Linked DNA regions of Homo sapiens: region 1 is linked to region 2. The links are chromatin contacts, found by Hi-C or POLR2A ChIA-PET in ENCODE. All regions are on one chromosome and are shown on one strand. The core of a region is the stretch at or near the end of the contact, and the rest is flanking DNA. Distances in the headings are between cores, read along the strand shown.

Region 1 (3,785 bases), core at 1,033-3,532, 120 kb after region 2:
CAGAGCTTAATAAATGTTGGCTATTAGTATTTTTTTTTTTGAGATGGTGTCTCACTCTGTCGCCCAGGCTGGAGTGCAGTGGCGCAATCTCAGCTCACTGCAATCCCCGCCTCCTGGTTTCACGCCATTCTTCCGCCTCAGCTTCCCGAGTAGCTGGGACCACAGGGGACCGCCACCACACCCGACTAATTTTTTGTATTTTTAGTAGAGACGGGCTTTCACCGTGTTAGCCAGGCTGGTCTCGATCTCCTGACCTCATAATGTGCCCGCCTTGGCCTCCCAAAGTGCTGGGATTACAGGCATGAGTTACCACGCCCGGCCAAGTACTTTTTTTAAAAAATAATTTTTATATTTTATTTTTTAAAAGAGATGGGGTTTCACTCTGTTGTCCAGGGTGATCTTGAACTCCTGGTGGTGTAGGACTTTCTCCTTAGTTCAGCTAAAAGCCAGGTTCTTGTCACACAACCATGAAAGATTAGGCTCGCAGACACTTTGAAGGGTGAGAAGGGCAGGGTTTATTGGGCAAAAAGGAAATAAAAAGGGAAACAGGGACTCTCAGCAAAGTGAGAGTTCTGCTGGTAGGCTTCCTGCCTCATAGGTTGAATTCCCAGTTACCACCCCAGAACAGGGGAAGCCAGAATCCTCCGCTCTGCAAATGGTGTGAAATTCATGGCTGCACCACAGTGCACACACCTCCCTGTGCACAGGCCAGTCGAAGGTTCTCGGGAAACCCCTTTATACTTGGCTGTCTCACTGGGGTCAAACAATCCTCCAGCCTTGACCTCCTAAAGTGCTGGGATTATAGGCATAACCTATTGCATCCAGCCTCCAGTACTTTTATCATTGGTGTTTCTGTGAGATTTCCTTACTTTTACCTACTTCTACTTATTTTCAAGTGGTTACATAGTTTGATTTTACATGATATAATAAAAAGGATTCGGCCCAGTTTTTGTTTTTAAGCAGATAAATTGCTTCTTAGGATGTATTTTAAAGGGTTAGATTACACCTGAAGTGGGTTGAACTTGAGCAAAGTTTTAAAAATAATTGTGTCTCAAAGTTGAATAAAAGAATTGGGCCCCAATGTCATTCTTTGCTTTAAGAGGATTGTGAGAATAACTAATAACAATTAGGAGGTTAATATATTATTGAAAGTGGTAATTTTACCAGTTTTGAACTCATGTTCAAAGACATAATTGGAATAATTTTCAATAGACATCAGTCTTTATTTCTTAGGAAATTACAGTGATTAAATTAATGGCAGGCAGCCTCTCTTATTATCTGAAGATAATAGGAGTCTGTTGAGGATTAGTGGGGAAAAATGAATGATACATGTTCTATTAAAGACTTCACAGTTGAAACATTTCTTGCTGCTCCCTGTCTTGCCCCAATTTATATATTTAAGCACAATCATCAGTGCAACTTCCTTTACTGTATTTGGCCTAAAAAATAATTCAAATGAAGAATAAGAATAATGCTTTTCTTGGGATTAAAGTAGAGAGTTTTCTTTTAGGGGGTGCATAATATGCCAATTCAAAAGAAAGTCATGTAATGCTCGAAGAGCTCTGTGGAAGTGGAAAAGATAGTTCATTTTTTTCTCCGGGTATTTTTCAGGAGTCTGTTCCTGCTTCTTTATGAAATTGAACACTGGACAGTAACAATAATATCACACTCATTATTCAGACATTTTAAATGGCTCTAATTGCTCTTTTGCTTTGAAGTGAGATATTCAGATCACTGAATGTTAGAGAAATGGTGCATGGATGAAGCAGTAAATGGATCTTGATCTGTTATCTTAGCTTGAGGCTTAGTAAAGTGGTTTTTGTCAGTGGACAATTGCAGCCTATTTTCTTGAAGATCTTTCTATACTGAAAGTGATTGAGATGGTACATCTGAGTCTGATGCCACCCAGATAAGCATCTGCAGTTGCGCTGACCTGGACTTGGGTTGTATTGCTTTTTAGATTTCAGTATCACTCTAAACCTTGTCTGGCTTTTGCCAGCTTCAGTACCCTTGACCTATAGGTTGGGAAACCTGTTTGTTTCTCTTTCTGGCTGGAATGTCTATTTAGAGATTCATGTTATAAGTTGTGACTCAAGTTACATACACCGATTCCCAAACTTTTCTTGACTTGATTCTTAACTAAACAGCACTGCGATTGTGAGGCCCCCACGGCAAAAAGTAAATAAGAAAAACTACCTAATTTAATATGCTGGAAAGTTTTTGTAAACATACAGATGACTCCTTCAGGAAATACTGTTTTCATTGCTTTGGAATGTAGGAGGAAGTGACATAAGATCTTGTTCTGGGGAGAAAGAAAGAGCTGGTATATCATTAGTTGCACCAAAGCAAAGGCAAAAACATGAAGAAAAGCCAATCACTTTGAGTGTTAGCTTACTCAATACAGCTAATACTCATTTATTTTAACATATCGCCCACTTTTAAGTTAATACCCATTTTTTCCACTGTTTCTGGTTTAACTCTTATAATTTGAAATAATTATGGTTGAAAAAATGTTTAGATAAATCATGATACCTCACTACCTTGTAGTTTAACACAACAAAATAAGAACTGTAAGGCAAAGAGTTTGGACAACAGGGAGTACAGGTTACAAAAGAGAAAAAGGGATCTAGATTTATTTGACCTGAAAATAGAGTTTCTTACTCTAGGGTGATTTTTACGGTAATTCTATACTTAAATTTTGGCCACTGAGCTAGACTTGCTGGTTGTATGAACTTGGATAAAATTCTATTCAAAAGAGGAAAGATGACCAAAATAAAAAACCTACCTCATGCGATTGTAGCGCAAATTTCATAAATTAATCCATATCAAAGCATTTTGTAAATTGCAAACTGTGACACTAAATTTAGTTTATATGAGGCAATCACTAAGTGTTACTAAGTGATTGAAAGAAAATATTAATCCAACCTGTTATGTGGTTTTCCTAATGTATACAAAGAAGGAAAGCATTCCAACCTGTGAGTACCTCTGCCAAAAATGTTTAACTTAGTTGTGAAGGAACAGTCAGTCAAATCCATATTGAGGGGTGTTAGGCAAAGCAACTGGCCTGGACTCTACAAAAACATGTCCTGAAAGGTAAAAGGAGACCGTAGACATGCCTTGGTGATCCCTGATTAAATCCAGGATTTAAAATAAAATATAACAAATCTTCCACACTGAAACAGACATCAGTGATACAATTGGAACATTTGGACTGTATAGTGATTGCATTTTGTCAATTTAAAATTTCCTGAGTGTGGCCAGGCGCGATGGCTCAAGCCTGTAATCCCAGCACTTTGGGAGGCCGAGGCGGGTGGATCACGAGGTCAGGAGATCCAGACCACCCTGGCTAACACGGTGAAACCCCGTCTCTACTAAAAACACAAAAATTAGCCGGGCGTGGTGGTGGGCACCTGTAGTCCCAGCTACTTGGGAGGCTGAGGCAGGAGAATGGCGTGAACCCAGGAGGCGGAGCTTGCAGTGAGCCGAGATTGTGCCACGGCTCTCCAGCCTGGACGAGAGTGCGAGACTCCATCTCAAAAAAAAAAAAAAAAAAAAAACCTTTCCTGAGTGTGATCATTATTAATAACTATAGTGGGATCATTGCTCTTAGGAGGTACATGCTGAAGTATATAGGGGTGAACCATCTTTATGTCTACAAGTGACTCAAATGGTTCAGCAAAATATTTAGATATGCAGAGAGATAAAGCAAATGTGGAAAAGTGTCATAATTTGGGAATCAAGGTGAAGGCCATCTAGGTGTTCATTGCTACCTATTCCTACAAGCT
Region 2 (3,502 bases), core at 765-3,264:
CATTGTTTTCCATTTCCTTGAGTCTTGGCTTACTCAGAACTTATTATAGCGTGTAGAGAATGTACCTCAGGTGATCGGGGCATTCTGGTTTGCAGGATCTTAAGTGTGTTTAAAGTTACAGGTAGTCTTTCCCTCTGCATATAGAGAGCATGACATTCCACTACTAATGTGTGGATTGTTCTATCAGAAACTGGAGGAAGGCACCCTCCCTTGATCCAGAATATTCTTGTCTGGGTTCCTGGAGTAGTGGCAAGAAAAGGGGTGCTGTGTACATAGTGAGAGATAAAGGAACCTGGGGCTAGGAGGAGAGCTGGATTAAACTGCTCGGGAAGACGCTTTTGAGAGTGCACACACACCACTCATGAAGGATTTTCTGAGGAATGAAAAATGGGAATGGATTACTGAGAAACAAGTCATGAGTCATGAAAGCTTTGTGAATGGGGAGTTATATGCCCGGTTTAAAGGTATGGAAGGAGATATATTTGTGGGTGGGAGGGGTAGGTGGATGCCATCCCACCTGGGAATACCACACACAGACATGGCTGATTAGTAGATTGCTTTGGGACTCAGTTGATTCTGTATTTTGTCTAGCAGTTTTTGTCCTGATTTGCCTAATGGAATTTACCAAGTGCAAAAAAACTAAGCAGCTGGTAACTTGGACTCAAATTAATCCTACAGTTTAAACTGACATGTAGATAGAATTAGAATGGAATCAGTGATCCAACTTTTGCTGGTTTTTGTAGTATTTGATTCAGAAAAGAATCACTCTCCATTGGTTACTATAAAGGTTCCTTTGTATCTTTTGACATGGTTTTCAAATCTAACAACTTCATAATATATCAAGTCTTTTTTGCTGGATTTTGGCAGAGATCCGACTCTTGGCATGAGCAACGTGGTTCGCTAGAGCATACCTTAATGTGTGATTGCTGTAGTAAATAGGATATTCAGCTACACACAGAAGCACAGGAAAACTAGAGCTGTCTTTTCAAAGCTATATTTGTTTGGATATTAAAAAAAACCCTGCATTTACTCTTCTTTTTTTTTTTTTTTTTTTTTGAGATGGAGTCTCGCTCCATTGCCCAGGCTGGAGTGCAGTGGCATGATCTCAGCTCACTGTAACCTCCGCCTCCTGGGTTCAAGCACTTCTCCTGCCTCAGTCTCCCAAGTAGCTCCTGCCACCACACCTGGCTAATTTTTGTATTTTTAGTAGAGATGGGGTTTCACCTTGTTTGTCAGGCTGGTCTTGAACTCCTGACCTCAGGTGATCCACCTGCCTTGGCCTCCCAAAGTGCTGGGATTACAGGCGGGAGCCGCTGTGTCCGGCCTGCATTTATTCTTATTTCATCACGTCATGGTATTTTGCTTATTTAATAGGATCTGTATGTATTTGAGCGGCAACTGGGGTTGACAAAAGGAATGCTTTTCCTCCAGTGGAAAAGGAGAATTTAAATTATCTTCTGTGTGCTGGAGGTAGCAGCACTGCTGGAATTCTTCAGTATGAGAACATCTTTGTAAACAACTTAATTATTGTCCATATTATCTTCCAGGGATGAGAATGGCAGTTTTGTTTATGGAGGGTCCAGTAAGTGCAAACAACCATTGCCTGGTCCTAAGGGTTCAGAGTCCCCGAATTCCTTCTTGGACCAGGAAAGCCGGAGACGAAGATTCACCATTGCAGACTCGGATCAGTTGCCTGGGTACTCGGTGGAAACCAACATTCTGCCCACAAAAATGAGAGAGAAAACACCATCTTATGGTAAGTTTCAAGTGTTTGTTTTGTTCTGCCGTTGGCCTTGACTTCTCCTCCCCGCCCCCTGCCTTAGTTGGAACTGTTGGATGAATTTGGCAGACTTCAAGAGTAATCTGAGGAAAACATAAACCTCAATGAAATTCTAAGTATGAGACCTTTATTCATCTCTGTCAAGCGGATCCTTGTTGAGTCATTACTCTGCCTGGCATGAAAGCCCAACTGGGTGAGATCATGTTACAGTTTTAACTTTCAGTGCCTGGGTTTTAGCTTTGGAGTTGCTTTGCTCTGTAGACTCACAGGCTCAAGTTTAATGTGCCTCTATCTTAGTAGCACTCTATTTCCTGCTATGGAAATACAGTGCTTTAAAATACTTTTATTTTAAAATTTGTTATTGCTTCTGTCTAAGTGGGTGTGGTATTGTGAGGTCTAAGTTATACATAAAGGGAACGGTTCACTAAAGTTCCAGAACTCATCAAACTTGTCACCTTCTTTCTCGTCCCTCTGAAGGCAAGCCACGGCCTTTGTCCATGCCTGCTGATGGGAACTGGATGGGGATTGTGGACCCTTTTGCCAGACCTCGAGGTCATGGCAGGAAAGGTACGTTTCATCCAAGCAAACCAAGGAACAGCAAATGGGGAGTGAACAGCCCCAGGGCCTGGTTTCACCTCTGTTTCTAAATGTGTTATAATAAGTAGACTGAGTACTTGGCCTTTCTGAGTCCCGTTTTCTCATCTGTAAAATTAGGACTGCTGAAGATCTTTAAGATCCTACTTATTTCTAGAATGGCAAAATTATATAATCCTAGTTAGTGATTGTAAATATCCTAATTAGCATTGAGTGCTGTAAAAAGGCTATAGACTTTAATGGTCTAATTTTTATTCATTTACTTTTTAGAGACAGGATCTTGCTCTGTTACACAGGCTGGAGTGCAGTGGCGTGATCATACCTCACTACAGCCTTGAGCTCCTGGACTCAAGTGATCCTCCTGCCTCAGCCTCCTGAGTAGCAGGGACTACAGGTGCACGCCACCACGGCTGGCTAATTTTTTTTTTTTTTTTGGTAGAGACAGAGTCTCAATATGTTGTCCAGGCTGGTCTCAAACTCCTAGCTGTAAGTGGTCTTCCTGCCTCAGCCTCCCAAAGTGCTGGAATTACGGGGATGTGCCACCATACCCAGCCAATAGTCTAATTTTTTAATGAATAGAAATAAATTATTCATTAAACAATCTTTTTCAAAATTTATTTTTAAAAATTGAGATGGGGTCTTACTATGTTGCCCAGGCTGGCCTTGAACTCCTGGGTTCAAGTGATCCTCCCACTTCAGCTTCCTGAATAGCTGGTGTTACAGACGTGTGCCACCATGCCCAGCTTTCATTAAACAATCTTATTCTAAATTTTGTTGCTTTTATTTTTGGAGTCTGTTTGATTTCTGATGAACAAACATGGATTTTTTTTTCTTCCAAGTCCTTCTTATGTTAGAAGGCAGTTACTATTTGAAAAGAAATTTGTGTTTAATTCACCCTGTAATCAAAGTCCCTGGTTATTATGCTGGTCTTGAGTGAAATGTTTTAAAACATTCTCATTTTATTGCCAGATTGCATTTGATTGTCATCATTGGCAGAACATTATAACATTGTTTTTGCAGTTGTTGAAACAAAGGGCAGTTGAAAAGTTAAAGTACAATAGGCTTTAGATAGTAAAAGGAAGAAGAAAAAATTCTGGAAGCCTAACCTTCCAAAGGGATTGATTGACC

Evidence for each region. A loop is a pair of places that touch in the nucleus more often than their neighbours do. ChIA-PET counts read pairs that join two places held with the same protein, here RNA polymerase II (POLR2A). Pooled maps may share reads with other maps.
Region 1: a loop to region 2 is called in a map of IMR-90, with 2.6 times the contacts of the local background. The contact joins two enhancer-like sites. A Hi-C loop is called at or near these places in 2 of 168 maps with a recorded cell type or tissue (IMR-90 and heart right ventricle), 3 of 37 single-sample maps with no recorded cell type and 10 of 50 pooled maps. POLR2A ChIA-PET finds 5 or more read pairs at or near these places in 2 of 52 experiments (HEK293 and PC-9).

The regions. Positions count from the first base shown.
Region 1 is chr6:154,291,453-154,295,237 of GRCh38, reverse strand. All of the region lies in intron 1 of IPCEF1 (interaction protein for cytohesin exchange factors 1), which reads left to right. Among named protein-coding and RNA genes, the nearest start is that of IPCEF1, 63 kb to the left of the region's middle. Within about 2 kb of position 2,282, at least 4 of the 41 ENCODE cell types and tissues checked have a DNase peak (open chromatin) inside an H3K27ac peak, as active enhancers do; they include PC-9, where a contact is called at or near this core.
Region 2 is chr6:154,409,188-154,412,689 of GRCh38, reverse strand. It overlaps CNKSR3 (CNKSR family member 3), which reads left to right. Exons shown (of 13, transcript NM_173515.4): 11 at 1,548-1,756; 12 at 2,258-2,347. Among named protein-coding and RNA genes, the nearest start is that of IPCEF1, 54 kb to the right of the region's middle. Within about 2 kb of position 2,014, at least 19 of the 41 ENCODE cell types and tissues checked have a DNase peak (open chromatin) inside an H3K27ac peak, as active enhancers do; they include PC-9, where a contact is called at or near this core.